3 separate regions of the Homo sapiens genome follow, and regions 2 and 3 are each linked to region 1. Evidence: chromatin contacts called from ENCODE Hi-C or POLR2A ChIA-PET data. All regions are on one chromosome and are shown on one strand. Each heading gives the region's core, a stretch centred on a gene start or an enhancer-like site at or near the end of the contact. The rest is flanking DNA. Distances are from core to core; before and after follow the strand shown.

Evidence for each region. A loop is a pair of places that touch in the nucleus more often than their neighbours do. ChIA-PET counts read pairs that join two places held with the same protein, here RNA polymerase II (POLR2A). Pooled maps may share reads with other maps.
Region 2: a loop to region 1 is called in a pooled map, with 4 times the contacts of the local background. The contact joins the enhancer-like site here to the promoter of SLC2A11 in region 1. A Hi-C loop is called at or near these places in 2 of 37 single-sample maps with no recorded cell type and 4 of 50 pooled maps.
Region 3: a loop to region 1 is called in a pooled map, with 6 times the contacts of the local background. The contact joins the enhancer-like site here to the promoter of SLC2A11 in region 1. A Hi-C loop is called at or near these places in 2 of 50 pooled maps. POLR2A ChIA-PET finds 5 or more read pairs at or near these places in 2 of 52 experiments (activated B cell and activated CD8-positive, alpha-beta memory T cell).

Annotation. Positions count from the first base shown.
Region 1 is chr22:23,856,421-23,859,242 of GRCh38, reverse strand. SLC2A11 (solute carrier family 2 member 11) reads right to left here and starts at 1,368. Exons shown (of 12, transcript NM_001024939.4): 1 at 1,214-1,368. The coding sequence starts at 1,243.
Region 2 is chr22:22,934,326-22,937,147 of GRCh38, reverse strand. No RefSeq gene overlaps it. Among named protein-coding and RNA genes, the nearest start is that of IGLL5, 48 kb to the right of the region's middle. RefSeq lists an enhancer at 1,311-1,690. Within about 2 kb of position 1,452, at least 4 of the 41 ENCODE cell types and tissues checked have a DNase peak (open chromatin) inside an H3K27ac peak, as active enhancers do.
Region 3 is chr22:23,219,171-23,221,992 of GRCh38, reverse strand. The region is part of intron 1 of BCR (BCR activator of RhoGEF and GTPase); the gene reads right to left. Among named protein-coding and RNA genes, the nearest start is that of BCR, 40 kb to the right of the region's middle. RefSeq lists a silencer at 1-156 and enhancers at 1,237-1,531, 1,619-1,698. Within about 2 kb of position 1,437, at least 16 of the 41 ENCODE cell types and tissues checked have a DNase peak (open chromatin) inside an H3K27ac peak, as active enhancers do.

The DNA of each region.
Region 1 (2,822 bases), core at 119-2,618:
AGAAGCCAGGTGAGAAACCTGGCATCTGGTCCCATTGAGGCCAAATTACAGCTCCACGGGGGCCGCATGGAAGTGAGAGCTCCCTTAAGACAGCAGATGTGAAGGAAGCAGCGAACACAGTGCTTGATGGCAGCTGAGCTCATGTAGCAGGAGATATTGACAGGTCTCTAAGACTACAGGAAATCGTTGAATTCAATGAGATCATGCATGGAGATTGCCTATACCGTGCCTGGTCATGGTAAGCATTCAGACATTAGCTACGATAGGGACCATTAATTCAGCAAACAAAGATTTATTGCCTCCCTATTATGGTCAATAATCCTACTGTTCTAGGTGTTGGGATACAGCAGTGAACAACAGACAAAATCCATGAGCTGTCAGAGCTTTCCTTCCAGCAGAGAAAGACAAGCAATCGCAAAATGAACAAGCAAAATATATAGTACATCAGCTGGTGCTACAGAGACTTAAAGCAGTGAAGGGGCGTAGGAAGTGTTTGGACCAGGTGGTGCTATTTTATTTTATTTTATTTTATTTTTATTTTTTAGAGACAAGGTCTCGCTACGTCGCCCACGCTGGAGTGCAGTGGTGAGATCCTATTAGATCCCTGCAGCTTCGAACTCCTGGGCGATCCTCCCACCTTAGTTGGTGCTATTTTAAATAAGGCTGTCAAGGAATACAAGTGCAAATCAAGACAAAGGAGGTGAGGGAATGTGCCATGCAAATACCTAAAGAAATCAGTCCAGATTGGGAAGGAACCCCTAGAAGCGGTGGGCAGTGCAGTGCGGGCGCTCTCCTCTGGCTGCGCCCTTTCCCTCTGTGAGGCAGGACGTCAGGTCAGAGCTGAGGGAGCATGAGGAGGAAAGAGGCGGGGGTGGGAAACAGTCTCGGGAGGGGGCGAGCAGTCAGGATTGCAGCGCTCGGAGGGCTTACTGCCTCTGAGGTCAGGGCTGATCGGCAGAGGATTTAGCATCTCTGGGGGCTGGGATGCCAGGGTCCAGCAACCTTGCTCTGGCCCACAGGCCGACCCTGGGCGTAAACACCTGCCTATGCACATCTGAGCCTAGCACCTAACGCCACTGTACATACAAGCACGATATTTTTGAACATTTGACGACTTAGTTAAGCCTCCCAGGTGGCTGCACCTGCGCAGTTCACTCAGGTCCGCAATCCCTCATCTGAAACGCCTGGTCTGGGCAAGTATGAGAATTCATACCATTCTAGATCGCAGGAGGGCGTGGAGCATTCGAAAGAGGGGCCTGAGCGGAGGTCTTGCTGTCCCAGGGAGACCCCGGCTGCCATTAGCAAGCGGTGAGCCGGCAGCCTGTGCGCGGAGGGAAGGGCAGCGCGCAGCGCCCAGTGGTGAAAGAGGCGCTAGCGCACGCGCAGTGAGCGTTTGAGAGGAGCAAACCCGTCGAGACGAAGCTGTAGCGCAAGCGCAGTGGGTATTGAGAGCGGCCGCACCAGCTGAGGGTTCGCGCAACGCTAAACGATGGCCGGGACTAAGGCCTGAGACTCAAGCTCAGGCGCAGTGAAGCGCAGAGCCGCTAGAGTGTCGCGGAGGGCGCCTGAGGCGCATGCGCGGACTCAGCGTTTTTAAGAAGGGCTGGGGGTGCTGGGGAGTTCGCCCCAGCGTGTTGGGGGGGAGTCGCCGCCGCGGGGGGGGGGTTTGGGGTCACCGCCGCGGGGTTTGTCGCCGCCGCTGGGAGCTCACCTGCGTCCGAGGCCGTAAGGACGGCTCCAGTTCATCCTCCATCCGCCTCTGCCGCAGCACTGAGGCTGAAAAGCCGCTCACTCCTTACTCGGCTAAGCCCCAAGCTCATCTCTGCAGGCCGGAAGGGAGCTCTGGTCCAAGGTCATCTCGGCCAAGCCCCTGCATTCGCCCTCGCAAGTGCCAGCAAGCGACTCTGGTCGCCGCGCTCCCAAGTCCTCCCCCGAAATTCCGGCTCTGGCCCCTCGTCCCCCTCCTTTGCTACAGTCTCTGGACTAAATGTCTGCGGGTCTCTGTCTCTCGCTGGTCTGACCTCAGCCGCAACCCTGCGCGATTCCCTGCGCCGGTCGCCACTGCCGGCCGCCAGAACCTCGGAGGCCACTGCCCCTGGGCGTTCTCCGGAGGGCCAAGCCCTTGGTTGTGCACATCTATGCACGCCCCACCTACACCCCCCCCCCCCCACACACACACACTTTGGTTCAGGTATCCCCGACCTTTCCCCAGAGGACGGGAAAATTAGGAAAGACCGAAAGATAGACCCACCAGTCTTCGGAGCGCTCTCATCTGTGCGTCCTGGGCAGAGCGAGAGACTTGGCGGAATGCGGGTAGGAGAACCGGTCTCGGGTTGCCGCCAGGGGATCCATTGCGTGAGAGGCAGGTCCGACTTATGCTGGGGGCACTTGGAGTTGAGGAACCACAGAGTCCACTGAACCGGATTAATCTTTTATCCCTCAGGGCTTCTCAGGCCCTGCATGGAGGAATCCAGGAGCTGGACAAAGACCAACTGAAACTAGACTTGCCAAAGATGCTATTTGTGGTCACAGAAACATAGAGCTGGACATGACCTTAAGAAGTCACCTGAGCAGACACTGTGATGGGCACTGTAGTAGCTCTATTGCTCAGACTTGGTTTTTGTTTGACTTTTGCTGCTCTGAACTTTAATTCCTAAAAACACTGCATTTTTAAGGAAAAACACAAAATATTAGCAGTTATAATAAATAGGTATTTTATTGCATGCTTTTCGTGCATCTATTAAGATGATCATATGGGTATTCTCCTTTAATCTGTTAATGAGATCAGTTACATCAATAAACTTTCTAATGGTAAACCATTC
Region 2 (2,822 bases), core at 203-2,702, 920 kb after region 1:
CTTTGGGCAGCACCTAAGACATACAGGATGCGAATCCATGTTAGGATCGTAGTGACCTCTTCCATATAATCCCCCATTGTACTACTCCTCAAGAGAGAACACTCTGTCTTCTCATCAGTGTAATCTCAAACCCTGCACCCTGACTGTTGTGGGTGTAGCAGACACACAAGAAATATTTGCTGAATGTTAAGTGAATTGGAATAAACATGTTGATTTAAGTGACAAAACCTTCTATTTTTCATAATAATAAATGTATAATGATTGTCAAAAAATGAAAAAAGTTAGATGTACAAAATGAAAACCAATATTACCTACAGTTTACCCCCGCAACCGGTAGCCCCGGGGAATAGATGTGGATACGGATGTGCATCTAGGTATGGATAAAAATGCAGGGATTCATGCACACACAGGTCACGTCTTATCTGGTGGCCTCTTTGGGATAATATGTTCAAGGCTTTTCAGATGCCATTCGCATCATCGAATACAGCATTTTTATAGGATCTTACATCTTAAATTGGCTTAATGTTTTGTTCTCCGATTATAAAATCTGAAAACAGGAAAAATTAAATAAGAATACAAAGCAAGTCTCTGATCCTGCACTGCCCAAGAGGCCCTGTTAGCGCGTTGGTATGGCGCCTTCCAGATCTTTTTCTGCATGAAATCATGGGCTTATCACAAAGATGGGAACTTCTTTCCTCACTTCTTCTTGCCCTGTTGTGAACATCTGTCTATGGCCCTTCTCCAAGGCCATCTGGGGATGTGGATGTGAGGCTGGCATCTGCTCTCGGGCTCTTTTCTGTCACGTTTTGCTGTTAGCTCCCTGGCTAACATCCACATGCACTGGCTCTCTGGCATCTCCATGATAAATTCTTATGAGCAGGATTTCTGGGTCAAAAGAGAGTGCATTCCCAGGCTGTGGAGACAGGGGACACGTTCAGGAGGGCCTAAAAGGCTGAACCGTGTCTCAGCCTTGAGGCCTCTCAGAATCGCCAGCTTGGGAAGTTAGGAGGCCTGTGGTTGCTCATCACTCCCTCACCAACTCGTTCTGCCCAGGGAAGGTCCTGGGGTGGGGGCTTCAGAGCCCTGTCCTGGCCACCCCCCTCCCTGGGGTCCTGCTGACAATCAGGGCCACTGCTGGCTGGTTCTGAGATGCCTTCTGGTGGACCCTGGGACCCAGGATGGAGCTCAGGGTGTGGGGAGGCAGCCAGGGGGCAGCATCAGGCCCAGGGGCTGGACTAGGAGGGGGTGGGGTGGGGCGCAGGCTCTACTGCCCCCACCTGTGAGCTGCACAAACATCCAGCAGCAGCCCTGAAACTGCCCCATGCTCCTCCTGGGCCACACCTGGGCCTGTTTGTCACTCATCCCATGCCCGGGTGGCCATGAGCTCAGTTTCTCTTCCTCTTATTTTTCTCCTTTTGTCACTCTGAGTTCTGGTTTCAGCCAACTTGGGGTTAAATTTAGCCTGGGGATTTCCAGGGGTGGCCAGCTGCAGGCAGGGCCACCAGAGCTGGGAAAGCGCATCCCCCAACCCCATCCCTTGGCCTGGCCCCCACCCTACTCCCATCTCAGGCCTCCCTGGCCAACCCCTTCACCCAGGAATCTGCTGGTTTCCTGAATGGCTGGCACTCGGGGTCCCTGACCCAGTTCCTCCTTGACCAGAGGGAAGGCTGGGCCCAGGAAGGCAAAGGCATTTGCCCAGGTTCACACAGTGTCACCCGCAGGCCCAGGCAAGAGCAATGACTGAGGGTAGGTGAGGGTCCCCATAGGCCAGGCACAGCTTAGGCATCATCTCAATCCGCAAACCTACCTTGTGGGGAGGGACTCTTATCACCCCCTTGGGCAGATGAGGAAACTGAGGGCTACAGAAGAGAAGCAGATTGCTCAAGGTCAAGGGTTGATGAGGGCTGAGCATGGTGGGGGGACCCCTTCTCTGTCTGACACTGAGGTCTGGGCTCCCAGGGCAGATGCCCCTTTGGGAAGAACAGTGCTCTGGGCTCCCACAGGCCTTTGCAGCCACCCTCCTTCCTTGCATCTCCCAAGGCACAGGGAAGGAATGGCCATCAGGGCCTGTAGCCCTAACTCTCATCCATGCTGCTTTCAGGCCTCTTTTCTGCACCCCTGAAATGGGGCTGGAGCTGTGGAATGGTGGAGGAAGTGAACAATCTGGTCTCTGGCAGAGGGCAGTGGTCCACACAGCCACCCTCCATACAGGTCTTCTCCATGCAGGCTCCTCCACACGGGTCCCACCACACAGCGCCCTCCACACGGGCCCCTCCACACAGGTCCCCTCCACACAGGCCCCCTCCACACAGGCACCCTCCAACAGATCCCCTCCACATGGGCCCCTCTACCTGGCACCCTACCGACAGGCCCCTCCATGCGGGCCCCTTCACACATGATCCCTCCACGCGGGCCCCTCCACGCAGGCCCCTCCACATGGGCCCCTCCACACATGATTTCTCCACACAGGCCCCTCCACATGGGCCCCTCCACACATGATCCCTCCACACGGGCCCCTCCACACATGATCCCTCCACACGGGCCCCTCCACACATGGGCCCCTCCACACGTGGGCCCCTCCACATGCCACCCTCCATACAGGTCCCCTCCACATGGGCCCCTCTACATGGGCCCCTCCACACAGGGGCGCCTATGTGAGCTCGGGCAGATCCCTTTCTCTCCTGGTCTGTTTCTCCATTTGTCAGATGGGAGGCCCTGGGCTGGAAGTCAGGACACCACAGAGCTGGCTCTGGCTTTTTGGGATCTAACTGCTCTGGGCCTCAGTTTTCCTACCTGTGAAATGGGACCATGATTCTGGCTGT
Region 3 (2,822 bases), core at 188-2,687, 640 kb after region 1:
CAGCCTCCCAAGTAGCTGGAATTACAGGCGCCTGCCACCACGCCCAGCTAATTTTTTGTCTTTTCAGTAAAAACAGGGTTTCAACATGTTAGCCAGGCTGGTCTCGAACTCCTGACCTCAGATTCTGCCTGCCTCGGCCCCGCAAAGTGCTGGGATTACAGGTGTGAGCCACTGAGTCCATCTGGCTGTCACTTCTCATAACAAAGACAACCCCACCCTCCCGAAAGCTGTCCCACAAAGAAAAGTGGGAAGAGACAGAAACTCTAGTGAGCCTGGCGGGAAAACAAAAATGACTCTTGCCATTGATTGAGGATCTGTCTTGAGTCCTGAGAAATAAGGACCCTGCCCCCTACCAGACCTAATCAGAGCCAGCAGCTTTCTCTAAGAAGCACTGAGCAGTGTGAGCATCCTCGTGTGGCCTCTTCATTCAGCATGGAGGTGCAGGAATGGGGCTCCCCAGAAGCCCCCAGCCCTTTGCTCCAAACCTATCATCCTGGAACCCTCCTGTGAAGACATCTCCCACCTGCTCTGGTCCTAAGGGAGGTGCATGGGAAGACAGGAAGACCATCATTTACACCCCTGATGAAGGGGAACAGGGTGAAGGAGGGAGGGGAGAGAAGCAGCAGACTGGATGGGGCAGAAAACCTTTCAGAGGTGCTGAGACATGGTCCCCCATGGCTCCTCTGCAAAGCAAAGGTGACTCCACTCTCCCTAGGGAGTCTCAACCTCAAACATGTGCCTCGGAAGCCTGAAGTCTCGGCCTGATGCATGAGCAGGTCATCTTCCATCTGCATCGCCATCCTCCAATTTGTAAAAGAGGGAGCAAATAGTGGATATGAATTACTCATGCACTAGGAAGAATGAAGTATTGCATCTGAAGCAATTCTAGTTTGTTGTCAAGGAAGCTGAACCAGGAGGTAATCAGAAGGTACTGTGAGCCCATTAGAGTGAGAAATTCAACCCAAAGAGGCCATCACCTCTCCAAATCCTGCCCTACCATCAAAGAGGCGGGTTCTAACAGACAGGCTTCAAAGATACCAAGAGGCAACGACGTGAGAGCAACTCCTGTGTGTGTCCCCGGGGACAATCTGATGAAGAAAGCAAATCTAGCCCCTTATCCAAAAGGGGAACCATGGCATGAAATAAATCTCCCTGGAAGCCCACAGTGCAAACTGGCTGCTCTCTCTGATGCATCAACAATTCCAGGAAGCAGTGAGGGTGGAGGTTACTACCCCCATCTTACAGATGGGAATGCGGGTCCAGAGAGGATCGTTGCCCAGCTCCGAAATCAACACCCACAGCTGATTTTCATCATATCCCAGAAGCATGCTGCAAGGAGTGTGAATGAAACACCAAGTATACAGTAAGAGGAAGTGAGCTGAGCTTGCAAGTGGGTGGAGAAGAAACGCACTCCCCAGGCAGCCTCAGGGCCTCAGAAGCCCTGCTTCCACCTCCCCTAGCAGACCAAGCCTGGGTGGGGCTGGGCTCAGGGATTCCCATGTTTTCAGCACTTCATACCTGAACCCAACCTGGAAGCAAATGCTGCTCCAAGACAGTTATAGCCACTGAACCAAATGACCCAGGCAGAGAGGCAGCAGGAGGTGGCAGACACAGAGGCCATTCCCTGACACCTGGCTCTGGCTTCTCCAAGATAAGTCATTCACCCCTCCTCCCCTAGAACCAAACATGCAGCTGTCACTACAGCAGGGTCAAAATCCCATGGACGGTAGGTGAAACTTCAGTGTAACCTTCCTCCTTTCAGAAGTACATTCGACAGAGGGAGGTAGATCCTGTTGGTCCCCATGCAAGGGGTGAAGTGGTTCAAGCACTATGGGAGTGGGGGCACAGCAGGACCCCCGCATGCTCTGCTAGACATGGAGCTCTAGAGGGAACCGTGCCCACACAGCCTCAAAGGGCAGGTGGCAGAACAGCCCCTCCCCTCTGTGCAGCCACACATGACACCAGCCAGCCCCAAGGGGCCGTGTCCTTCGAGTCAGAAGCAATGGTAACAGGATGACTCAATGCTCCAGGAACTGCAGACTTGGAGGCGAGAAGGCGGTGCACACACAAGTACCAAAGGGAGCCCAGGAAGGAGGCATGAAGGAGCGGCTGAGAGCGGCCGGAGGAGGGAAACAGGTTACATGCAGGTCGGGGACAGAGAACTACATGGGGTGGGATAATAGTGGTGACTGCAGAAAGTAGCCTCAAAGCTGGACACAGAGGACAGAGCTGGGCAAGTGGAGACATTGTGGGGGACATTCTAGGCAAGGAGAGGGGGTGCAGGAAGCACACAGAGGGGTGGCGGGGGACTCTCAGAGCTAGCAGAGAGGAGGGAGCTGTGCTCCCGCACCGCCAGTGCCCACGAGCGTGGAGGGTCCTGCACACCTGCCTGCCTGAGATGCGTGACCTTGACCTTCAGCCCATGGGCAACTCAGAGGTTTGTGAGAAGGGAACAGCGGTCAGGTCCCTGTGAGGATGAATCTGGCCATGCAATAGTGGACCTGGGCAAGAACCAGGGACAGAGGCCAAGGGTGGGACAGGGTCACAGCCAAAGGGACAAGGTCAGACTGCCCCGCTGGGTTCCACATAGGGATGACTCTGGAGCCATGGTGGGGAGAGGCTTGGGATCCGGGGGGAGGCTTTGTGCTAAAACAACATCGTCTAACATAAGGAACAGAGCTTGAAAATGCCAGCCGCCCATTCAAGTGTCTTTGGTGGGCACGCTCAGCTTTCACCGACTCACTGGAATTTTCAGCCTTGAGAAGCACCTACCCAGTTGGAAGACACACCCCACCAGGGCCATCTGTCGGCTTAAGGGCTTT